Regions from separate parts of the Mus musculus genome. Here regions 1, 2, 4 and 5 are each linked to region 3. Evidence: chromatin loops called from intact Hi-C (ENCODE). Cell type or tissue: gastrocnemius. All regions are shown on one strand. Region 1 overlaps Rnf217 (ring finger protein 217). Region 2 overlaps Rnf217 (ring finger protein 217). Region 3 holds the start of Rnf217 (ring finger protein 217). Region 4 holds the start of Hey2 (hairy/enhancer-of-split related with YRPW motif 2). Region 5 overlaps Tpd52l1 (tumor protein D52-like 1).

What was found. A loop is a pair of places that touch in the nucleus more often than their neighbours do. Peaks named below come from ENCODE experiments on the same cell type or tissue, not always from the same donor. Only the 100,000 strongest peaks of a DNase experiment are listed, where the experiment ranks them.
Region 1: a loop joins it to region 3, with 2.7 times the contacts of the local background. A loop is called at or near these places in 6 of 42 quality-filtered maps.
Region 2: a loop joins it to region 3, with 2.1 times the contacts of the local background. A loop is called at or near these places in 6 of 42 quality-filtered maps.
Region 4: it touches region 3 in a loop (3-fold over the local background); 3 of 42 quality-filtered maps call a loop at or near these places.
Region 5: it touches region 3 in a loop (2.3-fold over the local background); 5 of 42 quality-filtered maps call a loop at or near these places.

What each region holds. Positions count from the first base shown.
Region 1 is chr10:31,534,691-31,539,690 of GRCm38, reverse strand. It overlaps Rnf217 (ring finger protein 217), which reads left to right. Exons shown (of 6, transcript NM_001146349.1): 2 at 4,795-5,000. Among named protein-coding and RNA genes, the nearest start is that of Rnf217, 73 kb to the left of the region's middle. In gastrocnemius, no CTCF peak of the experiment used is centred here; no DNase peak of the experiment used is centred here.
Region 2 is chr10:31,516,736-31,521,735 of GRCm38, reverse strand. It overlaps Rnf217 (ring finger protein 217), which reads left to right. Exons shown (of 6, transcript NM_001146349.1): 3 at 4,188-4,352. Among named protein-coding and RNA genes, the nearest start is that of Gm51764, 70 kb to the right of the region's middle. In gastrocnemius, a CTCF peak has its summit at 2,143 (motif pointing left); a DNase peak (open chromatin) is centred at 2,128.
Region 3 is chr10:31,606,221-31,611,220 of GRCm38, reverse strand. It overlaps Rnf217 (ring finger protein 217), which reads left to right and starts at 1,496. Exons shown (of 6, transcript NM_001146349.1): 1 at 1,496-2,837. The coding sequence starts at 2,037. In gastrocnemius, a CTCF peak has its summit at 2,604; DNase peaks (open chromatin) are centred at 1,487, 1,962, 2,284 and 3,906; H3K4me3 peaks cover 3,460 bases; H3K27ac peaks cover 3,297 bases.
Region 4 is chr10:30,840,115-30,845,114 of GRCm38, reverse strand. Hey2 (hairy/enhancer-of-split related with YRPW motif 2) reads left to right here and starts at 2,332. Exons shown (of 5, transcript NM_013904.1): 1 at 2,332-2,549; 2 at 4,433-4,511; 3 at 4,641-4,724. The coding sequence starts at 2,467. In gastrocnemius, a CTCF peak has its summit at 2,435; DNase peaks (open chromatin) are centred at 612, 909, 1,165 and 2,214; H3K4me3 peaks cover 3,924 bases; H3K27ac peaks cover 2,933 bases.
Region 5 is chr10:31,328,563-31,333,562 of GRCm38, reverse strand. It overlaps Tpd52l1 (tumor protein D52-like 1), which reads left to right. Exons shown (of 8, transcript NM_001359364.1): 8 at 594-1,190. The coding sequence ends at 722. Among named protein-coding and RNA genes, the nearest start is that of Hddc2, 18 kb to the right of the region's middle. In gastrocnemius, no CTCF peak of the experiment used is centred here; DNase peaks (open chromatin) are centred at 684, 2,029, 2,809 and 3,081.

The sequences.
Region 1 (5,000 bases), 72 kb after region 3:
TTAGTCAGTTTAGAATGTGAAGAGGATGAACTCAGAGGAGCAGAGAATAGCCAATTATCCAGAGCTGGCTGGCAGCAGTGGTGAGAAAGACATGAGCATATTGTGCAAATGTTGGTCAAAGAATACAAAATTTCAGTTAGAAGGAATAAGTTCAAGGGACTATTGGCCAATGTGGTCACTGTGGTTAATGACGAGAAGGTTGACGGTTGCTAAGGATTTTAGTTTTCTCATTCCAAAATAATAAATATTGAAACCAGATGTAGCCAGTCCACAGTGTATCCATATTTTAAAGCATCATGTTGTACAGTGTAAACACAGATAATTTTTGTCAATTTAAAAAAGCCCTAAATTGGTCTTACTTACAAAATTTGCAGTGTACTGGCTGCCCCTTAGATACCCAAATTCAGTCATCAGTAGCCTGCTCCCTGAATATCTGGTAGAGCCAGGTTTTATCTGAGAGCTACCATTTTCTTAGCCTGTACTTTGGCTCCTGGATGGTAGGTACATTTTCCCAGAAGAGCTTGAATGATTTATTTACTTATTAATGTGATACCTTTTAAAACCTGAAAGTGACTCGAATTGAATTTATAATTTAATCCAGAATTCTTAATTTGATCAAGAAAACCTGTATGATCATGTGGAGCTGACACTCCAGCTTCATTCCATACATTTCTGTTCCAGGCTGTATTCTAAACATAGGCACAGCAGGTTCCTCCTGTCTGGGAGGGAACCACAGTCCTTGGTTCCTTTGCCTGTGGAAACTTTTCTCTGTATCACAGCCTCTTCAGGCCTTACTGGAAAGCTGTCACTTCTTCATTCTGGCAAAGATAGCAGTCTGCATTTAAAATGCTTTTCTTCCGGTAAGCCCAGCATAGCCATCTCCTCCCATCTCTCCATAAGTCCTTCATGTTGCCTGTCCTATGAAGCCTGCAATTGGCAGAAATCCAACAGGTGACTAGTTGTACGATACGCTATTAAGCCATGTACCACCCAAAAGTAAAATTACTGTAAATTCAACTTAATGCTAATCAGCTATTGCTTGTAAGACAAATTTTACTTTTGCAGTATTAAAGGGTTTTTATTTAAGTGTATCCTTGAATTAATAGAGTATATATTGTTGAATAAATAAATGAATACACAGTGCTTACTCAAGATACTTGTCATATAATCTTTTAAGAAAACTGCTCTGAAAATGATACATATATGTAGCTGCCAAGAGTCAGATAGGTCATGAGTCACACTGTACATGAGAAGAGGCGTGGTTCTTAGGAGGAAGTATGCGTTAATTGAAAGGCTTGAGTCATTATTCCAACTGCCAATTATTGGCTTCCTGAAAATAATTCAAATTCTGAATGTGTAGATCTAGAGTAGGCTAGGAAACTTAAAATCTTAAAAAAACAAAACAAAACAAAACCCTTTCCAGGGACTATTGTTACTTGTTCTAGATGTCAGGTCTGTCTTATACTAAGAAAGCCAGAAGAGAGAGAGAGAGAGAGAGAGAGACAGAGACAGAGACAGAGAGAGAGAGAGAGACAGAGAGAGAGAGAGAGACAGAGACAGAGACAGAGACAGAGACAGAGACAGAGAGATTGACTGATGGGATTGGTAGTGAGCAGTTGGGTAATATGTTCCTGATGTCTCCCTGTGATCAGTTAGAATGCTGTGTGAAATCACTAGCTCAGTGTTGTGGGGTAAGGATTTTGGAACTTTGAGAAAGAATTGAGTGAAACTACAGGAAATAAGGTGTCCAGGGAAATGGAATAGGTTTGCAGAAAGCCAAGAACCACTGAAGAAGAGCAGGTACCTGGCTGGAAGCTAGATGGCATCCCAGTGTGGTCAGGTAATAAACACTAACTGCTCAAAGAGTAACAAGATAGCCCTGTCCTTGCAATATCTGGATTGGTTCTACTCTCCAAAGTACATGGCATTTCCTTAAGACCAACTGTTCCCAGATAGCTATAAAAGTGCTGCATCCATCACTACCACTTACATGGCTGAAATAAATAAATACAAAGGGAGGAAGATGGAAGTTAAATCCAAGTGTCTAGGAACAAGTAGCTGGGGCTCTTAAGTACTAAAAAGGGCTCTTACCGATAAGTGAGAGAAACTCTGCTTCCATGTGCTAAGAACTGAGTGCTTGTCTATTTTTATAGGGGAAAATGCCCAATGTCCTCAGAGAGTGTAACACCCTGCTCTTGTGCTCTGTTACAAGCTCATTTGTTTACAGCTTCTTCTGTACTGATAGTTTGGGATTCCATCCAATTTTCCTACCCTCTTTTAAGGGTGTGATACTTCATATGAATGTTTGCTGTGTAAGTCAATGCAGTCCGGATGAATGGAACATGGCAGCCCTGCCACAGAGAGCTCTGCATTTGCCTCCAGGCTTTTCATGGTGTTCGTTTTTTGTGTGCTTGGAGCAGCTTCATTCTTTTCTTTTCTCTTCTTTCCTTTTCTTTTCTTTTCTTTTCTTTTGTTTTCTTTTTTTTCTTTATTTACATTTCAAATGTTATCCCCTTTCCTAGTTTTCCCTCTGAAAATCCCCTATCCCCTCCTCCACCCCTGCTCCCCAACCCACCCACTCCCACTCCTGGTCCTGGCATTCTCCTATCCTAGGGCATAGAACCTTCACAGGACCAAAGGCCTCTCCTCCCATTGATGACCGACTAGGCCATCCTTGAGCAGCTTCATTCTTACTGGCTAAGTCCTGATGATTTTAAGCTCTCACTTGAAGCTGCACTCATTCTGAAAAGGCTGGTCTGATCCTCTCGGGTCTGAAGTGACCATGCTTTCCACATCTTTTGGTGACACCACCCTATCAGGCTGATAGATGTTCTGCCTGCATCATTCCTGATAGGCACCTGCACTTCAGCACTTAACTCAGTGCCTAGTTCTGAGCAGGGTTTCACAGATGTCCACAGACTATGAAGAACATAGGAACACCTCTGTCTATATGGACAAAGACTATAAACCCAAACTCTTACTGGTTCGTGGGTACCTTTGTCTATATGGAAAGGTTATAAGGACTTCCTTCTTGAGGTATAATTCAAAACAATTTACTAGAAAACACAGTTGGAAAGCCAGTGGTAGAAGGACATCTAGCAGTCAGGTGGCTGAGCAAGGGAGCCCAACCCAGGTTATAAACTGAAACCATCTGATATCTGGTTTAGTCTGGATACCTTCCAGCATTAATTTATCCACAAGACCACAGAGCTGAAGTGGGAGAAAAGTGACACCAAGAATGTCGCTGTTCGAGTTTGGAATGGGAACTAGGTGACAGACACATTAAATGACTAAAACAGGAGACGTTAGCACAACTCATTTTTTAGCGTAGTAACTTCAAGAAAGTAAACTCGGAATAAAGGGGAACTGGGATGCTTTCCAGAGTAGTGATGGGTGAGTCCAGTCAGGGCACCATAACCAACACACACACACACACACACACACACACACACACACACACACACACACACACACCATGAGAGGAAAGATGACACTGGAAATTCACAAGACAAACAATTACAACTCTGATTTTGACATGTTATTCTGACATTCTGAGAAACAGAACACACCCACCCACAGGAGAAAAGAAGTGAAGAGTGAGAAAGAGTGAGGTGGAAATGGGCGAAAGCCACATGGTCTGGAGAAGGGGAAAAACACGACCGTAAAGAACAACTAAAAATAAAAATCTTAAGCTCTCATAAATAGTTAAACAGAAGAAGTTTAAGGTAGCAGAAAGCTGGGAGCACTTGGTAATGCTGAGAGAGTCTATGAAGCCAAAAGAGAAGAGTCTGGCTAGCTTTAAGTAAATGCCCTTGCCAGTATATTAGTAGACTGCTGAAGTATAAATTACCCTATAGTGTTTACATGAAGGTTGTATAAAATGTGTCACAAACAGGTTTATTTTAAAAATATCTTCCATAATATCCATTTGTTATTATATTTTCTCATAGTTACAAGATTTTATCTTTGTACTTAAAATGTCATAATAACACCAATGTATTTTTTGCTTTTTTATATTTCTTCATTTGGTGTATGTGTGTGTAAGGGAGGAGACTTGATTGTGCCAAAGTATGCATATGGGTTCAGAGGACAACTTTAGAAGTTGGTCCTCTTCTTCTATTTTGTGGGTATTGAGGATTGAATTCACATCCTCAGGTTGATGACAACCCAGACTTTTCTTATTTTTCCTATACCAAAGAAAAGTATTTTGTTTCTTTTCATACGTATTCTAAGATTGTGATAACATTGAAGCTATTTATATGTTTGTCAAGGGAGGACCACAGAAAACATTAATTTGGCATCATGACTGTTATAAACTAATAGCCATTAAACTTAAGTACTTTATAACATCTCTCTTTCTAAAAATGTGCCCAAAGCATAGGATTGAAAACTGCAGTGAAGTTGAAATCTCTGAAATGCCTCTTAGTTGGCAAGTCCCAGGGGCCTGAGTCATCTGCACACCATGCAACTGCCTCTCTGCCTGATGCTCTCTTACACCGCAGGTTCCAAAAAAATAATTTAGACTACTGCTTCTTTAATGAGCCTGTGGGCCATCAGATAAGTTCACAAATATACTTGTCAGAGAACGCTTTAACATCCTATAGATCCTGATTAGTTTTTGGTACTTAGTATAGGTTTCAAAATGACTAGTATTCATTATGCTATCTGGAACAATAGTTGATAATCTTTTCTTGAAAGCATGAGATAATTATATATTCTCTAAAGACACTGTATGTAATAGCAACGAACCTTAATAACCAGTGGTCTCTTTCTTTTCTGTGTTTCTTCATGCAGGTACAACTTGGCCAAGTAGAAATCAAATGCCCAGTCACAGAGTGTTTCGAATTCCTGGAGGAAACAACTGTTGTCTACAATTTAACCCATGAGGACTCTATCAAGTATAAGTACTTCTTGGAACTTGGCCGAATTGACTCCAGCACCAAGCCATGTCCTCAATGCAAACACTTCACAACCTTTAAGAAAAAAGGACATATCCCCAC
Region 2 (5,000 bases), 89 kb after region 3:
GGTAAAGGTCCTAAATATGCTTGGGAAGCATAGGGAAGACATTTTGAAGCAAGAAGCTTCAGGATACATCAGTGGAAACATCATCTTAATTAGATCCTTTTCAATTACAGGCAGCAAAGAGGTGATCTTTCTCAGGCCAACCCAGTGAGGTTTCCTACACACACACAACTCCCTGGAAATGGGAAGGAAGAGAGCAGGCCGCAGGAAGAACCATACAGTCCTGGTAGCATAAGAACACAGGCCAGTGTCAGTTGTCTTCTCCGGGGATCTGTACCTACTTGTCTTCTTGTCTTTGCCTCCACAGTAAAGGCCAGATGCATGTGAATCCCCATCTTGCCTCTAGGGAGAAAAGATACAGTTTGCTTCTCTTCATTAAAGAGGGAGTGACCTCTGCTGCCAAAACAAATGTCAGCTATTCTTCAGGCAGCTTGTCAACCATGTCAACCAGTAGCTACATGTATTTGGGAGAATCTCTGGGTCCAATAGTCTGTAGCCGAAGAGATGAAGTAAATAGATTGATCCTTTTCAAACTTTAGCATGGGTATATGTAGTGGCTATTCCTGGTTATCAACTTGACTATATCCGGAATGAACTACAAACCAGAATTGGAGGACTCACCTGTGATCCAGGTCTTGAGGCTGGAAGACACAAGTTTCTGACCTGGATCTTGGCATGGAGATCTTGAGGCATAGTGGCTATGAAAATCTTAGGCCCAGTGAAAGTAATGTATAAGAGTCACTCCAGTGGTACTTGTTTTGAAGGCAAGAAGGGGTCATGAAGGGCAGCTGAGGCTTGGCACTGTGAGAGGCCATGTAAGGCCATTGGTGAAGGTGCAGCCTCAGTTGCAATTGATGGTCCAGGACAGAAGGGGTCATGCAAGGATATGATGCTTGGCACCATGAAGAGAGCCTATGGGAGGCTATTGGTGAAGCCTAGTTGCAGCAGAAGACAGCAGTGTTTTGGAGATGCCAGTACCATGAGATGACCACCAAGGACAGCAGCAGCAGTGGAGTACAGGCAGCTAGAGTCTAGAAGACAGGTGTGTGCTACAAAGTGCAGAGCTGGAGAAGTGACCCAAGCCATTGGAGGAATCCAGAAGATTGTGAGCTGATCCCAGACATTGGACATTTAGAGTTTAATTTTTCTTTTGGTTGTGACTGTGCCCTGATATTTTTTCCCTCTTGAAGTAAGAAGGTAGTTTAGTAGAGCCCATAGTTAAGAGACTTTGAATTTTAAAAGAGACTGGATATTTTAAAGGAATTGAAATTTTAATATGTAAGTACTTGTAAAGATTGTGGGACTTCTAAAGTTATTTAGATCTAGGGAGTGAATAAGAAAGTAAGGCTTACTAGTGATGTGTTTGTGTGTCAAGTTGACAAGGGGTCAATTGTACTGGCTGGTTTTCTGTGTCAACTTGACACAAGCTAGCGTTATCACAGAGAAAGGAGCCTCCCTTGAAGAAATGCCTCCATGAGATCCCGCTGTAAGGCATTTTCTCAATTAGTGATCAAGGTGGGAGGGCCCAATGTGGGTGGTACCATCCCTGGGATGGTAGTCTTCAGTTCTATAAGAAAACAAGCTGAGCAAAACAGAGGAATCAAGCCAGTAACATCCATTCATGGCCTCTGCATCAGCTCCTGCTTCCTGACCTGCTTTAGTTCCAGTCCTGACTTCCTTGGGTGATGAACAGCAATGTGAAAGTGTAAGCTGAATAAAACCCTTTCCTCCCCAACTTGCTTCTTGGTCCTGATGTTTTGTGTAGGAATCGAAACCCTAAGACAGTATGAAACACCTGAAGAGACTCTTGGGAAATTAAAAATTAAGCTCTTGACTCATTACATATGGGCTTTCATGAGCTCTGTGTTTCCAACAAACTCCCAGGTGGTGCTGATGTCGTTTGTCCTCTTATTTTCCTTGAGTAGTGTGTTAGTGACCTCTCTCACTGCTGACAAAATACCTGCTGTGCAAGAGAATACAGCCCATCATGCTGGGGACGGTGGCCACATTGCATCAGCAATCAGAAAGAAGAGTGGACAGGAAGTGGGGCAAAGCTGTAATGCTTCAGCCCTGCCACAGTGACCCACTTCCTCCAATGAGGCTTCACCTAAAGGCTCCACAACCTTCCCCAACAGTGCCCCCATCTGGAGACCAGGTGTCACATCTCACATTCAAACTGGTCCCAGTGGGAAGGAGTGGGTATGGTGTGTCTGTGTGAAAATAATTTTATTTCAGAAGGCAAACTCCATGTGGCAGGCCTGTGGTTGTGAACTGGTATCTCTTGAAGGCAATAACTGAACAAGGAGCAGAGGAGTCAGCATTGCCATCTGCATTTATGCAAGACTGATTTTAAATGTGGTTCAGGTCATAATGAATAAGGCACCATGGCATCTTCAGACAAAAGCCAGTTCAGTAACTACTCAGGGATATTCTCTGAGTGCCAAAGTCACTATACTTCTGTATTATTTTAGCTCAGTGTGAATTTTTATTATTCATAGTTACTTCAGATCTTGCTTTACAGTGGCTCTCTCAGTTCGTCTCCACATCTGCATTGGTAAGAATTAGTAAGACCTTTTTGTTGGGTGCCACATTCTTCGGTTTAGACCCCAGGTGCCAGACTCCTTCATAATGGTACCTTAAGATAATCACATATTGATAACTATCATTGCTCAAAAGCTGTAGATGTGATAGTTCAACTTTTGTCTACAGGGATCCTTGAGCCATTGTAGTGTCCCACCTATGTGAAGTATCTCCTGGTCTCAGAGTTACATTACTTCTATTCACATACTTCTATTCACATACTATAAATCTGATTGGAAACCGTGCAGGGGGAGAAGAGAACTGTGTGTGTTTGTGTCTGTGCATCTCTGCGTACAACTTATGCAGAGTTCAACCTCATGCACCTTGTGTAGTTTTAGTTTTTGAGGCAGACTTTTCCTTGGCCTGGTGCTCCACCTTACTGAGTTAGGCTATACTGGCTGGCCACTTAGTCCCAGAACTACAGTTACAAATGGGAACAACCTCTGTGTCTGGTTTTGTTAAATATGGGTTGTGGGGATTGAACTCAGATCCTCAGGCTTGTTGTCCGATTTCCTTTAAAAGAGATCTTGCATCTTTTCGTCTGATAGCAAGAATGAGAAATACTGTGTGTGTGAAACGGAACACATCACTGCTGTTGAAAACAAAGGGAGGCATGAAAGATACCTTCGGTGTCAAGTGGACAACAGATGCTTGCTCCCAGTGATTCCATACATTGGCGTACACCACAAAGGCTTCCTTCTGTGGTGTTCTAGGTGTCGTCATCAGGATCACATACTGTTACCTCTCTAGCAGGACCATCCTGCTCAGTGCTGACTCAGCAGTGTGGCACTGGCACTGTGTTCTCCACTTGAGGAAGCACTTATAGGTAAAGCAAGCCTTTGGTAAGAAAAGCAGGAAATGACTAGAAAGTTGGCTCAGGGGACAAGTGAATTGACAAATGGTCAAAGTTTTTGAATTTGGTGCCTTTGGGATTTACTCTGTGCTTCAATGGGGAAATTTTTCATTCATCCAAATTGTTTTCAAAATGAAAATCTCTCATGTTTAATTAATGCCTGAGTAGTCTCTGACAACAAACTATCCTTGTCAAAACAGTTTTTTTCCTCTTTCAGTAGCAGAGTATTCCTATTTTACTGGGAATTTGTCTTGTTTGTTCTTGGGGAAATTATTATTTCAAATAATAACCTTTTAGCTAATTTCCCAACACATTGACATTATTAGCTTTGAAGCACTATGCTGGCTAATTTTTTTGTCAACCTGATACAGTTTCAGGTCATCTGGGAAGAAGAAACCTCAATTGAGAAAATTACTCCATCAGTAGAGCATTGTCTTCAATAATGCTTGATATAGCAGGGCCCAGCCCACTCAGGCCAGTGCTACTGCTGGGTAGATGGTCCTGGGTTACATAAGAGAGCAGGCTGATCAAGCTAGCAAGCAATGCTCCTCTGTGGCCTCTGCTTCATTTCCGGCTGAAGTCCCTTTTCTTTGCCTGAGTTCCTACCCTTATTTCCCTTCATGGTGGACTGTGATTGGAAGGTGTAAGCCAAACAACCCCTTTCCTACTTGAGCTGCTTCTGTTTACAGTGTTTATCACAGTGACAGAGAACATTCAGGATATCTCAGGAGGACTAATACCTGCTTTTCTTGCACAGATCCAGTGTCCCACTTGCCAATTGATCTGGTGTTTTAAGTGCCACTCTCCTTGGCATGAAGGTGTTAACTGCAAGGAGTACAAAAAAGGAGACAAGTTACTGCGTCACTGGGCCAGTGAGATTGAGCACGGGCAGAGAAATGCCCAGAAGTGTCCAAAGTGCAAGGTGAGATATGCCTTAGCAGGAAGGGAATGACGCCAGCATTTAAAGGGACAGTATTCACGGCATGGACATGTAGCATGTTCATAACTGTCTAATCAAGTGTGAGGAGGCTTTGCCATGTCATTCTTAAAGAATAATTGTACTGCATGTCAAACTGAATATATGTGTACATAAATAGTGTCTATTATTGTCATTACCATCCATTGCAGTCTGACATTTTTATCTTAAAATTTACTTTAGAAAATTGTGTGTGTGTTTGAATAGTACTTTTCAACAAATTTACTTTTTTTTCTGTTAATATTTTTTTAATTAGGTATTTATTTCATTTACATTTCCAATGCTATCCCAAAAGTCCCCCCGTGTACAGGGGAACACCAGGGCCAAGAAGTGGGAGTGGGTGGGTGGGAGAGTGGGTAGGGGAACAAATTTACTTTTAGTCAACCATATTGGGCCTAATTTTCTTTAAGAATAATTTTGCAGTTGGTTCCTTGAGACCTAGCACTAGATAAATGAAATCTAAATTATTATAAAAAATTAATAATGGTGAATCCAAATTGTAGCAAAAGCATTTTATAAACTAATGTATTATTGAGCATGTAATGTTTTGCTGTGCCAAATTCACATCCTATCTCATATGTATATATATATATA
Region 3 (5,000 bases):
AAAGAAAGAAAGAAAGAAAGAAAGAAAGAAAGAAAGAAAGAAAGAAATCCCATCAGCACACTTATCAGTGGTGCTCCATGAACCTGGGATAGACTGAGCAAAGACCCACCATTATAGGATTGCGTTATGATTCCTCTGTGCTGTTGGGGACCTGTGAGTCCCAGACCTCATGCTAGAGGTGCCAGGCCCAGGAGTCAGGCACGAGAGGATTTACCTAGAGGAAGATGACATGTTGCTCAGAAATGCTAGCAGCATGTAGCAGGAAGAAGTCCTGGTAAGGAAAGAAAGGGCAATCCTTGAACAGGGAGATGGAGTCTTCTGGAGTCCCAGCAACATCCGTCCACTTACCTGTCTGGGCTTTCCAGCGGGTTGTGTTTCTGAGGTGGATACTGAGGATTGAGTGAGTGAGCTATCTCTCCAGGCTGCCTGAGTACCATTTAATCATCAAAAAATAGTTATTCTTCATTCTTGGGTCAGACTACTGAGTGCCAGGGCATCTGGCGGCAAGTCACCATGCTCTGGTGTACCTGAGCTTCAACCGCACCTGATTGAAACCCATGACCTTTGGGTCTCTGCTTGGTCAATACTGAATTCTTAGTTCCCTTGTAGCCTTTGCATTTGCCTTGGAAAATATTTTAGAACAAATCAATAACAACTTCAAGGTTAAAAAATAATCTACACATTTAACAGATTTTTCCTTTGACATGAATGTGTAAATTGAATTCCCTCCCTATTTTAAAAAAATAAAAATGGTTGGCTTCCCAAAAATGTTTTCATTGGCTTTAGAAAACTAAATCACACCAGTGTTTGGGTGACTAATACTTCCTGTAAAATAAAGATAGATCAACACATAATTAAGTTCTGGCTGAGATATAATTGTTGCCTTGGAAACAGTTTTGGGTATGAATATGGTTATGTTAATAAGTTTCCCTGATTCCTAATGATGATCCAGCTGATTAATCAGGCCAGGCTACCCACTTAAAGGGGTTCAGAAACAAAACAAAAACCAAACAAACAAACAAACAAAACCCCAAGAGCCCACAAAAATAATTCGCGAGAGAACACTGAGCAGAGGAAAAGCAGTAAATGTCAGATTAGTTATTCCTTAGTGCTTGTAAATATTATAGTTGGAGGAGCAGACGACAAGTGCTTTTGGGTTATTTATGGTTTTCGAAGATCCTTCCTATCGCACCAGGTAGAATGCACACCATCGCCTCTACTTCTCGAGCGTGACATCCCAGTGTGTTCTCCGTCCAGAGCCCAGGGTCCAGCAGTTTTTGTCGGAAGTTCTACTTAAAGCAGAGCACTAAGGGGCGCCTGCAAGCGCTTAAGCATTTGGCTGGGGCCGAGTGGGAATTCTTAGGGGTGAGAGCACAGCTCAGCTTAGATCACCCTCACTCCTGTGTGCGTGCGACTGTGTGCGTGGGCGCCCGCGCGCGTATGTGTGTACGTGTGGGGAGGTGTGTGCCAAAGGGGTGGGGTGAGGGGAGGGAGCAGGGCCCTAGGTGCTGCACGAGGAGAGGGAGGTCTCCCGCTTCTCCTCCAGGGACACCAGCCACTGCTTGCGGACTCGGCCACCTCTCGGTGACGCCACAGGCCCGGCGACCCTCGGGATCGCCGGCTGCGCGCCCCGCCGCGGAGGCAGGGATGGCGCGGGGCTGACCGTCTCCTCCCGCCTCCCGGGAACTCTTCCGCCCCACCCGGGACTCGCGGGTCCGCGGCAGCGCCGCGACGTGCATGCGGGCCGGGCCCCCTCAGCCTGAGGCCCTCGGAGTCCTCGAGGCGGTGCCCGGCCGCGCCGGACGAGGAGGAAGACGACGACTACGAGGTGGAGGAGGAGGAGCCGGCTGCCCGCACGCTGCGGCCCGGGAGCCCGGGCTCCCCGGAGGGCGCTTGGGGCGTCCCGGCCCCGGAGGAGGGATCCGGAAGCAGAAGGGCCGCCGCGAGTGGAGCGGAGCCGCTTGCCCGCGCTGCCCGGCGCCGGCTGGGGGTCCGGGCGGCTGGATGGGCGGCGGCGGCGCAGGCCGCGGGCGGCGATGGGCGAGGAGCAGAGCACGGTGAGCGGCAGCGGCGGGGCGCGGGCCTCTGGCGGAGGCTCGGCGGGCCAGCCCGAGTCCCCCAGGCCGCGAGGGGACCGCGTCCGGACAGCCGGGCCGCGCGCTGCAGCCTCCTCTTCACGGCCGAACGGCGGCGGCGGCGGCAGAGACCCGGGCTGCGTGGACGCGAGTGTCCAGGAGCCTGCGAGCAACCGGGCCCCGGCAGGGCAGCCCGCGCGACTGCCACTCAGCGGGCCCCTGGACCCCCAGAGTCTGGAACTGCAGCTGGAGCGCGAGGCGGAGGGAGCGGGGCCACGGGAGGCGCCCCCCGGCCAGCAGCCCCCCGACGGGCTGCTCCTGGACGTGCTGGCCCAGCGACACCCGCCCCCCGCCAAGCCGCAAGTCCTCTGCTCCGTGTACTGCGTGGAGAGCGACTTGCCCGAGGCCCCCTCCGCCGAGTCCCCGTCGCCGTCGGAGTCCCCACCTCAAGCACCGCTGGGGCCGATTCCCGCCAGCCCGCCGCCCTCCTTCCCCAGCTCCCCGCTGTCGCTCCCGGCTGACCCCCTTTCCCCCGACGGCGGCAGCATCGAGCTGGAGTTCTACCTGGCTCCGGAGCCCTTCTCCGTGCCTGGCCTATTAGGGGCTCCACCCTACTCTGGCCTGGGGGGAGTAGGGGACCCCTATGCGCCCCTCATGGTGCTGATGTGCCGGGTGTGCCTGGAAGACAAACCCATCAAGCCCCTGCCCTGCTGCAAGAAGGCGGTGTGCGAGGAGTGCCTCAAAATCTACCTGAGCTCTCAGGTAACTCTCCACTACTCTCTGCCCACCCTCAGCCCTGATCGCCATGGCAAGGCATTAAACTTCCTAGCAAGGACAGAGGTGACCGGTCCCCTTATCCAGGGTCTCCAGCAATTGCTGGCGTTCTAGTTGTTATTGAATGTATTTTACTCACACTGGTTTATTGGCTGGTTAACTCTGCTCTGAGATTCAGGTTTTGGTTGGCAGCTGCTAGAGGAATGAGGTGGATTGCCCTCTGATTATTTTGTCTGTGGATTGCATGCAAGAGCTTGTTCCCAGGAAAGTAGAAAGACTGCCTCACAGGCCTGGCATCCCAGAAACTAACAGACAGTGAGCATAAAATAAATATTTGTGGACCTGGTGAGGAGAAGGTTTGGAATTAGTATGTCAGGGCTGTGATAACCTGCCTTTTAAATTCGTTGCCTTTGTATATAGCCAGCGAAATGTAAAGAAGAAAGAGCAAAAAACTCTTGCCTACCCTTCCACACCGAAGTTAAAATACTTTTTTTCCACTGAAATTTTAAGCCAGCACAATACTTTTATCTCTTCAAGAGAGAAACAGAACAGAAAGAGCAAAACAAAGCAGAGAGACCAAAGGTTTAACCAAACAGGGGAACGCAGAACTTCCTTCCCTCCCTCCACCCTCTTCTGACGGGCTTGTTGGTTTTTTTTTTCTTGGAAAGCTTGAGAAACCCTCCTTCATGGTTTTCAGTCTGTGGTGTTTCTGACAGCATTTTGCACAATCCTTAATGCCCTTTGATCCCATGTCTGATTGTCCTAGGCCTATTCATCTTTCAAAACCTTGTCTGTTCAGGTGCCAGCGTTTCTGTGCCAGACGCTGCTTTACCTCAGCTTCCAGGCCACTGCTCAGATATTTTTAAAATGTGTCTTCTAATCGTCCCTGCACTGAAATTGTTCCCTTCCTGCCTGTTTGTCTCCGTAGACTGGACACTGATTTGTTTGTCTGTATCGGCTGAAGGCATTTGAACCGGGCTCTGAACAGTGTGGTTCCTGTGTATTTTGTGGGTAGCTGCATTGCTGGAGTCTGGTCTGAAAGGGTGGAGTGTGCCCAATTGGAAGTGCAAAGGCAAACTTACATGGAGTGGAACATTACACTAACAAGAGCTCGGCCCAAGCAGCTGAGACTAGCCACATGCCCCTGAGAGACCATGGTGTCTGTTTTGGGATGTATCCACCGGTGGAGATTTAAACAGGAATGTCTGCTGCTTGTTTGGGGTTGTTTCTATGACATTACCCTTGTATGGATAATGCTGTGTGCACAGCCTTATGGTGGGATCCAGACATTCCTAAGATATGGGCCTTGCTCCAGAGAAGTCGTGGTGAGAGCAAATTCCTTCAAATATATACTACAGAGTAGCATCTAATGTGATGTAAACACCAATACCAAGGAGCACTTAGCATTTATTTATTTCGTCATTCATCTATTCATTCATAGGCAGGAGGTTGCTGTGTGGCCCATGGTGGCCTTTTAACTGGCTAAGTACCCCAGATTGGCCTTTAACCTTTGAGGCTACTGCCTCCTCTTCCTGAGTTCTGTGATTAACTTTGTCCTACTATGCCCAACTCCAATCTTTACCTACTAAGTGCTCTTACAAACACCAGCTGGTTTTATGTTCAAGGTCGGTATTTCAGGTGGATTGATACCCTGCCTAGCAGTTTCATTTTATTTACAATAGGCCCTTTCTCTGAAGCAGTTTCTTTTTCTTTTTGTCAGCATAAGTTGGTTTTAGGATGTTGGTGTTTTGAGTTGCAATGAGAGGGGGGAGAGGAACAGGTTGAGTGCTGAGTCCTCAGTCTTCACAGCACACAGCATGCAGCACCTACAACAGACTCCTTTGAAGTGACAGCACTCTCTGAACTGTGTCTGCAATCTATGACATCAGGTGTTCCTGACCTCCCAAAACAACCTGCAGGAATCTCAGCAGCATGAAATAGACACTATTTCAAACAATCACAGCACAAATTAAGCCCAGAATGGCAGGCACGCTTCTACCTTAGGACACTGTACTTGTTCTCTGTGTCTAGATATCTGCCTCCCTGTCCTTTGGCTTGTTCTGTCTACCACCTCACCTTTGTATATTCACATATCGTCCTTGTGGTCTTCACAGAGTGTCTTTGTAGGTATGCATTTGCACATGTGTGTGC
Region 4 (5,000 bases), 770 kb after region 3:
CTTAACACACATGTTTGGCGTAGCAGGCTCTATTCTAAACGCTTTTAATATATGCCCCTTGTTGATTAAAAAGCATTCAAACCAACTTTAAATCCGTGCGTGCTTTCTGAACGTCTCCTCCATATTCTTTTATGACACTGCATGGCAGTTAAGCCTTCAAAGACAAAATGGAAAAACTTTAACCAGTTGCTACTTTATTACAAGCAAACCATTTCCCGCTGCAATTTTTTGCAACCAGTATAATTAAATGCACTGGTGTAGTGAGAGAGAAAAAAATCTCTTAGGGTTGTGCCACCCCAGCTCCACACGCCTATAATGATTTCAGGTCTTGCTTCCGGCGTTTGGAAGATTCCATTAATTGTGTGCTCGCGTGGCAAACCTTAACTTCAAGGGGTGGGGGAGTGAAGCCATCACTAAGCGCTGGGAACTCTCGCTCCTGCCCCCTACTCTAGCTGAGAAAGCGAGGCCTGGAGAGCTCACACTCAGCTCAAACACTGGATAACCGCAGGGTGCAGGCCTGGATTGGACAGGGCCAGCAAGCCTCGGGCTGTCTGCTCTGTCCCTGAGGAAAAGCCATGCTGTCCGTGAGCACCCAGGTGCCCGCCCAGAGACTGAGTGCAGAGCTGGGAAGTTCGCCACCCACGGTTCTGCGGCCAAGCAGTGCTGACCCCATCCTGCCTCGCCAGGCCCCGCCCGGCCCCCGATGATCCTGTGATTTGCCTGGAGTTGAGTTTCAGAAGTCAGGACAGAAAGTTTCAGATTTCTGTTCACACGGTTATTGAAGACACCGCGGTGAGGACCGCACAAAAGAGGCCAGGGCCTGTAGGGAAGGGGTTTTGTGTTTTAACGACACGCTGGCTGCAGATCCTTGGCGTTACTCCGGCTCCTTCCCACTCCCCATCAACCCAATCTGCGCCCAGTCCAGTCAGTCTTTTGCTGTCTCTTTTTCTCTTGTCCTTTCCCGCTGCACCGGTCTAGTGTAACCAAGGAATGGAGTTTGGAAAGGGTGCCTTAGTCAGATTTCCAGAAAGATAATTATCTGTGTAAGGTGGAGGGTCTCGGTGATTGATGGATGTCTTCTTTTCTCAAAGGCCTTTTTCCACCAAGCACAAAGAGCACCATGTGGAGTCTCTAGACCTCCACTAACCCACCCAGCGCTACAGCGCCAGATGGTCTAGCTCACGCCAGACTCCCCGAGACTGTCTTGCTCACTTCCTGAGCGCGCGGAAAAGTCGGCAGAGCCTGCTAAAAAATCCCCACAGTATGCAGAGAGAGACAGAGACTTAAAAACGGAGTCTGAACACCACACCTGGAGTTTACACAATCCATGCTGTACGTGCACTAAGAACTAGCGATCTGGGCAAACTTTACAAAACAAATACAGTGTACAAGTAAATACAAATCCTCTCCCCGGATGCTAAAGAACTCCGTGGCTGCACACACCGGAGAAACTGGAGGGATGACTGGGACATTTAATTTGGATAATCCAAATCCGAGAACTTTGAACTCGAAAACCTACTCAGATTTGTGTCCTACAATCCCTCTTCCCATCAGTAGGAAGACCACTCAAGCCTGCCATTTACCGAGATAGTTACACCCCCTCCCTCCAGTTTCTGTGTCCAGAGATACAAAGGAAGTAACCAGAGGTGACTAATCCAACAATGCACGGGGACAACCTCCTGCAGTTAGGCACCTGGACCGGTGAGCGGGCGTCCTTTATCTGACCACAACCTAGAGGCTGGGGAGCTGGCAGGGTGAAAAAAAAAAAAAAAAAACTTTGACTTAAAGCTTTCAAAATCCCCTGAGGGTCAACATGACCGCTCCGGTCAGCCACTCAGCAGCTTGATCCAGAAGAGGGACAGCCCAGAGGGGTGGGTCGCCGAGCCTAGCACTCCCACCCTAGACGTCACACACGCTCACTCGCACTCAGCCACGCGCTAGCGGTTATTCTTTAAACCGAGGGTAGAAACTCGGCGGGAGAGATCACGGCTTGCAGGTGATGGCCCAAAACCCAGGAGCCCTCGCCCGACACGCCCGCCCCATGCGCTCTCGCGCCTGCGCCCGCTCCCGCCGCCGGCGGTCAACCCCAGCGCTCCACTCCCGGCTCCCAGGTGCGCGGTGGCATTCCCACGCCTCTGCCAACGCCTCTCGGCAGCCATTGGCCAGCGCGGGTCCGCCCCTCCATATTAACCAATAGAAAGCCACACCGTCCCAGGGAGGCGGGGCCTGGAGAGTGGCCAGGGCGGGCACACGAAGAAGCGGAGGGGCCCCGCCCGCGCTGGGGGGCGTGGCCAGTACCGGGTCTTGCGCCCTGGCTGGGCTGCAGCGTGGGAAAGAACCTCCAGGAGCCGACCGCGCCGCCGAGGGAGCGGCGCCTGCAGAAGCCGGGCAGGGAGGGAGGGAGGAAGCCCGCGGGGAGCGCGCTGCGTTCCGCTAGGCGACAGTAGCTGCTCCTCCTTCGTCGCGATGAAGCGCCCTTGTGAGGAAACGACCTCCGAAAGCGACCTGGACGAGACCATCGACGTGGGGAGCGAGAACAATTACCCTGGGTGAGCGCGGAAAAGCGGGAGGGTGTCCGGGGAGCTTCGGGTGGAGAGGAGACCGTTTTCCCCGGGAAGCGGGTGCTAGAGTCGGGTGGGGCGAGAGATGGAGTTCACACTAGGCGTGGGAGCGACTGGAAGGGAGCTGGACTGGAGCGTGCAGGAGATGGCGAGGGAGGGTCCAGGGCTGTCAGCACAGGACACGCATACTGGCACGTCCGGGCGACGCCCCCGGTACTGGAACTGTATTTAGGGACAGTTCCAAAATAGGTCAGGAGAAAAGAAAAACAACTGGATTTCTGTTTTGAGAGAAACTGGGATCGCGACTTGAGTTTTTGAGGAGGTAAAGCATCTGAGCTAAACAGGCTGAGCTGCGCAGGTCGACAGAGGGTGATCTGGCTGACCCACCCATGAGTGACAGATATAAGGAGCAGATGAGACAGCATTGCTTTGCCTGCTTGTCCTTTAGTCTCCAGGAGATCAAGGTTCTGATCACAGAAGACAGACCTCCTGTTTCCTGTGACAGCAAGATTACCCAACCATTTTAGAGGCGGGGGGGGGTCAAATGATAATTGCTTCTAATTGGCTTGCCCAGAAGCACCTTATTTATTTATTTGCAGCTGTCACTCAAAGAGTGAAATCCTTCCCGCATATAGAAAACTGGATTTATTTCACGGGCTTATTTTAAGACGTAGAAATCAAAGCCGGAAAAATAGCTAAAGCAAAAACGATGCTTATGAGACAGTTTACCAACTCTCTCATTGTTAAAGTATTAAAAAAAAAAATGAAACCGTAGGCTGTCACTAGAAGGGGTGAGGAAGGAGTCAGTTGATTTCGAATTAAGACCCAGAAGTGAGCCGAAGGGGTGGTAATAGAACTTCTCAAAACTAGAGAGGACCTGGAGAGTTTAAGACACTAAAGAAGCATAGTACCTGTGAATTTCAAAGTGACAGAAAGTCCTAGGAGAGTATACATTAATGGACCAACTACACCACCAAATAATCACTTGATTGAACCTTGCAGTCTAAAAATACCTTTTAGTAAACTCAAGGTGAATTGCAGCTTCTCGAGATATCAGCTTGGTTTTAAGGCTGGTGGCACAGTTTCATTTTCAAAGTTAAAGCATGAAAAGTGCAAAAACTAAATTTCAACTTTCCACCCAATGATATGGTTAGGATATTCTTTTAGAGGATCAATATGCAAAACTTACAATCTGTTCTTTTTAGGCTATCCAATAAGGTTTGGGGATAGTAGGAGAATTAGGTTTTTGTTTTAAAAGTCGCATATAGAGACACATTCGACATGTGCTGCTCTTGAACGTTCAGTATGTCTGGCAGAAGAGAATGGGAGTACACATCCAGATGGGTTGGTGACTTTTGAGAAATACATGAGAGAAATAGGACACACTAATCCCCCGACCTGTCACCCTAACTGGCTATCATTTCATTAGAGAACTCAAAAGTTCAGGTTCATTTTTGCCACTTGAATGGGCAGCATAGCATTTCGAAAATCATGTTTACTTATTCAGTGTGCGTGTCCGGCTAGGTGCATGTCACTGTCACCGTCACTTCTGTTTGTGGAGGTGCAAGTGGTTCTTCCCCATGCATCCTGTGGGCCCAAAGGACTGGAGCTCATGCCAGATCATCACACTTTGTGGCCAACTGCCTTTACTTGCTAAGCTGTCTCAAGGCCTCAACAGCATTGTTAAGGCATAATTATTATCTGGAAACTAAAATAAAGCCTCCAAATAGCATAGATATGAAAAAAGTCAACAGACAGAAAAAAGTAATATAATGCGCAGTCAGTCAGAATATTATTGGGTGCCATGAACTGGGGCAGGGAAGGGGCCTATGACCTTGATACAGCACCTGACTTGTCTTCCTCCTTCACAGGCACGCTACAAGCTCAGTGATGAGGTCCAATTCACCGACAACTACCTCTCAGATTATGGCAAGAAAGAAAAGGAGAGGGGTAGGTGACACCCCCCCCCTTGTGTCATGTAATTAAGCATGTGTATCACTGTTGTTATTTTCTTACTTGGATAATTTTTCTGTATGTGTACTGTACCCTTAGATTTTTGTTTTGCTTTCCTTGGGCTAGATCATAGAAAAAAGGCGTCGGGATCGAATAAATAACAGTTTATCTGAATTGAGAAGACTAGTGCCAACAGCTTTTGAAAAACAAGTAAGTTATCCCCCCCCCAAAAAAAAAAACCAGCTCAAAGCATCTGACTTTCTCATCTGGGACTGTAGATTCTTCTTGAAGATCATTAAAATAATGGTGTGTGCTCTGCACACTCTGATCCGGCGTAGAAGAGCTATTTCAATAAAATGCTTTGTTGTGGCAGAACTATTAAAAACATAATCCATCATGAAGTCGAAGACATTTCCATTCTTTAGCTTATTTTCCCCTTAAGGGTAATTGTGTTCCTGCTTTCTCTGTTCTTTCCATGAAGCCAGC
Region 5 (5,000 bases), 280 kb after region 3:
TGGTACCTGAGGCAAAATACCTGAGGTTATCCTGTAGCCTCCACATGCATACACACAATATGTACATGCACACCTGCACACAACTTGTATTCACGACCACATGAAGATGCATACACACATACAAACAAAGGAAAGACAGTTTCAGAAATTAGGATTGGCTTCTAGTTATGTCTTAAATAGAAACCTAAGTAGAAGTCACATAGGGATGTTTATACATTTGTAAAAGAATTAATCTAAGATCCAATTTCAATTTGATTGAATGAATTTCTCTAGATAAATAGGGACAGATGTTGCACATCTGCAGATCTGATTATATTCATACAGGGATTGGAATTTTACAAGTAGAAGGGATAAAGAGAAGAATGCCAAACTTGTGTGAAATTAAAGTTCGAAATCTTATCCCAGAACCGAGATTAATACTATTCTGACAAATAAAGGAAACTAACATCGGCTAACTTCATGTGCCTCTGAAGAAAATTGGTTATGTCTAAACTCAAAGGAAATTAAACTTTTGGCACTTTTATTTTTAAAAAGTATTACAAAAATTATAATGAAAAAAACTAACTGGATTTTCATCTACCTGTTCATTTCAGACGAAAGTAGGTGGGACAAACCACGGTGGTGGCAGTTTTGAGGAGGTCCTGAACTCCACAGCACACGCCAGCTCACAGAATGCTTCAGCAGGCTCCCGGCAGACCAAGGACGAGGAGCTGCAGTGCTAGGTCCCGCCTGGGCTGCTGCTGGTCAATCTGCCTGCTCATCCTCTGATATGAAGACCAAAATCCCACTGGGAACCCCAAGTTTTGACATTGATATTTAAATGGGGTCTCCAAAAAGCTTAATAAAATGATTTCTTTTTGCATTTGTGTTGATGACCACTACTCTGGAGTATTTACAAATGTCATCTTTAAAAATAGACAACCTGGAGCAGGGTCATAATTGTTCTGAATTCTTGTCTGCGGAACTCAATGTATTTCCCAATCATGCAGATACTGATTATTAGCTTTGGTTTTGACTTGGTCTCCAAACCAATATGCATGTCTCAGAGTGCACCTGCCAGTCTGTAGATCGACAGGTGACACTATTTATGACGGTCTCCAGCAGGGCGCAAATCCTACAAACTTCACCAAATTGCTTGTGATTTTTATGTGCATTTATTTAAGTCATTAAAATAATTCATTTTAACGATGGCTGGATCTTTTATTTCTTTGTTGGAAGCAATAATTCTATAGAGATACTTTTAAATCAATTTTTAACCCAATGACCAGGAAGTTCTAAGCCCAATTATCATCTAAGGATACTGAAACAGCCTCTGACTCTAAAATTCCCTCCGAACTGCCTAGTCCAGTAAATACTCAGGTAGAGTGTCTGAGAAGAGAGCCACAGGCGAAGCTGGGTTATAACAAATCCTCAATTTATATGTTGTTCACACATATAAAGCTATCCTGAGCTTCCAGCAGCGACTTTTATCCTTTATATTATATTATATACTTCTCTTTACAATGGTAACCTGGTTGTTGTTTGATATCAGGGATTAAAACCTATGACATATTTTTAAAATATACCAATAGACCTATTAATTAAAACAATTCACAATAATAATAATAATAATAATAATAATAATAATAATAAAAACATACAATGGACTGGAGATGTAACTCCAGGAGTTGGTAGAGTGCTTATCTACTATGCACAAAGTGCTGGCTTTCACCTCCCAACGCTGAATAAACTAGGGATTGTGGTTCACACCTGCAACCCCAGTCCCCAGGAAATGAAGACAGGAAAACCAAAAAGTTCCAGGCAAAATTCAGCTACACAGTAAGTTCAAAGCTAACCTGAAAGTCTTCTCTTCCAGTTGACATAGCACGGCAATCTATCCAGACCATAGATACAAGTGAAAATGTAGCTGGTTCAAGGTCACATGACCTGCTGAGGCACATTAGCATAGGGAACTGGTCTGTATACTTGATCCACAGTGGGCAGGTTAGACACCCAGCACTTCTGGCAGTGGTGCCCACAGTCTCTGGCAGGAAGCCAACTGTCTAGCTGGTATTAAGGCAGGCAGCTCTCCAGCCACAAAATGATGGACACAGTCCTCCCCACCCAATTTCTGGCTGCCAGTCAGTTCCAAGTGTTCAGCTTCTGTGACTCTCCCTTTCTTTTTAAAACTACAGTTGGCACACTGAACGGTGACAGACATAGCATTCTCATACCATAAGCGTTCTCATACCCTTACAATTCGAAAACATGGAATTTAAAACTGCATAGAAAAGTGTTAAAAAAACTTAATATATTAATATCTCAAATTTTCTAATACAACAACCACAGCACTTAATGTATTCATCAAAATTCTAAGTTTACCAATTTTGTTAATAAACCATAATCATTCCAGAACTCAGGAAGTGGAGGTGGGAGGAGGGGGAGTTCAAGGGCATCCTTGCCCTAATTGTGAGTTTGAAGCTAGCCAGGGATACCTGAGACCCACTCTCACAATGAAACGAAACACACTCCTCTATGCTCATATCTGCACAACTCTATTAAGCTAAAGCTGCTTATTCCTTCTGACCTGGGAGTGACATTTTCCAATGGACTGTGTGAGCATCCTTGCACACTGTCATGCCCATGAGCAACTTACAGCACTTGGATCAGAATACCATACCTGACATATGTAGGTGGGCTATCTTAATAAAATGAGATGGGTAATCCAGCCTCCAGATCTCCGTCCTTCCCCATGAGCATCTTAAGTAGGACTGGCCTGTTTCTATCTGGCTTTGCATGTACAAGCTCATCCTGATCTGGAAGTCTGCTGAGTTTGTCAGTAATGCCCAGCTGGGCTCACTCACATGCATTAAAATCTTTTGACAAGTCTAAAGAAGAATGTGTACGCAATGACAGAACCTTTTACTAACAAGTCAAAATGATTCCATGAAACCTTACACACAAGGAAGAATACCTAAACCAATAATGTATTTCGGTTGCCACAAATTATTTGCAAAGGGCTTGGGGGAGGTGAGATGGCACACATGCTACAGTGTGGTCAGAGGCACTTAATCAGAGTTGGTTATCTCCTTCCACCATGTAGGGCCATAGGGATTGAACTCCTGTTATCAGGCTTGGCAGCAGGCTCCTTTACCCACTGAGCTATCCTGCTGCCCTTCATTCATACTTTTGTTTCATATGGTAGAGGGTTTAGCTCATATCATGGCAAACCAAAACTAACCATAAATGTCTTAGCCTGTCCTCTGTTGCTGATGAAACAAATATCTGAGGCTGAATTCTTTATAAGGAAAAAATAGGTGTATTTTATCTCCTAATTTTGGAAATTCAGGAATATCTCTTTAGTTCTGGAGATGGCCTTGTGGCTGATAAGAGAAGCTGTCACAAAGTGATCACACAGTGATCAAAATGAGAGGGCCAGGCTCTTTCATAACTTCTTGAAAAACAACTCATTCCACTAAGAGTAGCATTAATACTACTAGAGAGAAACGCTCTCATGACATACATATCTTATGTTAAATTCAGAATCTAAAGGTTTCACATTGAGAACCAAGCTCCCAGCATTGAAACCTGGACACACACCTGGACACACTACTTATTGAACCCAGCTTTCTAGATCCTGAGCCTAGATACATACATTGTATCAAGCCCAGGCTCCTAGCACATAAACCTGGACACTTACACTGTATTTAACCTGGGCTCCCAGCATTTTAGCCCAGGCACATGTATACCCTGCAGCAGCAGCCAGTCCCCCATAAAGATCGTTGCTCTCCATTTTCAAACTGTAAAATTATATACATAAAAAAACAGAGTCCAAAGGACTGCCTCCTCACAATGAACACCTTTCAGCAGTCACTGGCCTCAGAACACATATCACCCACAAGTCTTTGAGACAAACTGACATTTTCCAAGCACAAGGCCACAGAGAATTGTCACAGCTGGAGAAATGCCAAGCCACAGGGCAAACACTGATGAAAATATTTTTTGTTAAATTCAACCCAAGGATATTTACTGTACATCATAATTACAGGACTTATTCAGAAGACCAATCTGGCCAAGCTGCAAGAACCCCCAAGGAAAAAAGTATTTTAAGCAACAATGTTCCAATATTTGTAGACATTACTGGTGGATTCTACAGTTATCTTTTCTTATTTACGGTGTGTTTTTTATTCTGCTTTTTACTAGCAGTACTATCACATTTATTTCTTGCTCAGAAATAAAGTTTAGTTAAAGTCTCCTTGTGAACTGCTACTGGGAGGAAAGTGAAAACCTGCGAGAACAATGAAGCCCAGAGTGCAGGGTCTAAGTCAGCAGAGGCTTGAAACACCTCGAGATGGTCCTAACTGGTCATGAAGGAAACAAAGCCCAGGGCCATGGAGAAGTTTCTGGTTACAAACACTTGAACTGAATCTGAGAGTACTTTGTGTCAAATTCAAACCAAATGAAAAGGCTCCATAATACTAACAGGCAGAACTGTTTCTCTACTAATCAAACCTTCAAAAACAGTGTTTTCACATTCCTTACCTTTCCACTCAGTAAATACACATACGCATGAGTTACTTTTGAAGAGATAGTGCACCTTGCTTCTTGCACCTGGGTATCCATGGATACTGCAAAGTTTCTGGAGAAGCGCTGCTTAGAATGTTCCATATCAGTCTTAAAGGGACAGGGCTCATCACTCCACAATGAATTACCTCCCAGGAAGACTTGCATGGATGGTCATCCCTTCCACACTCTTCAATGGAGTACACAAGCAAAGGCATGTGGAATGAATTCCCACCAAAGAGAAATAAGAGGGAGACTGAAGTTGGTAGATATCTACTTTTGGTGCAAATACTCTAGTAACACTCTTTATCACCACTCATGATTGTTTTTATAATCAAGCCATGAAATCAGAGAAAAAAAAAGCTAAAGGGGAAGACACATGGTGTTGGAAATATTATGCCCCAATTTAAATCCGCACATGATGAAGCACTGGGAAACAGTGCAAGCCTGTTAACAGG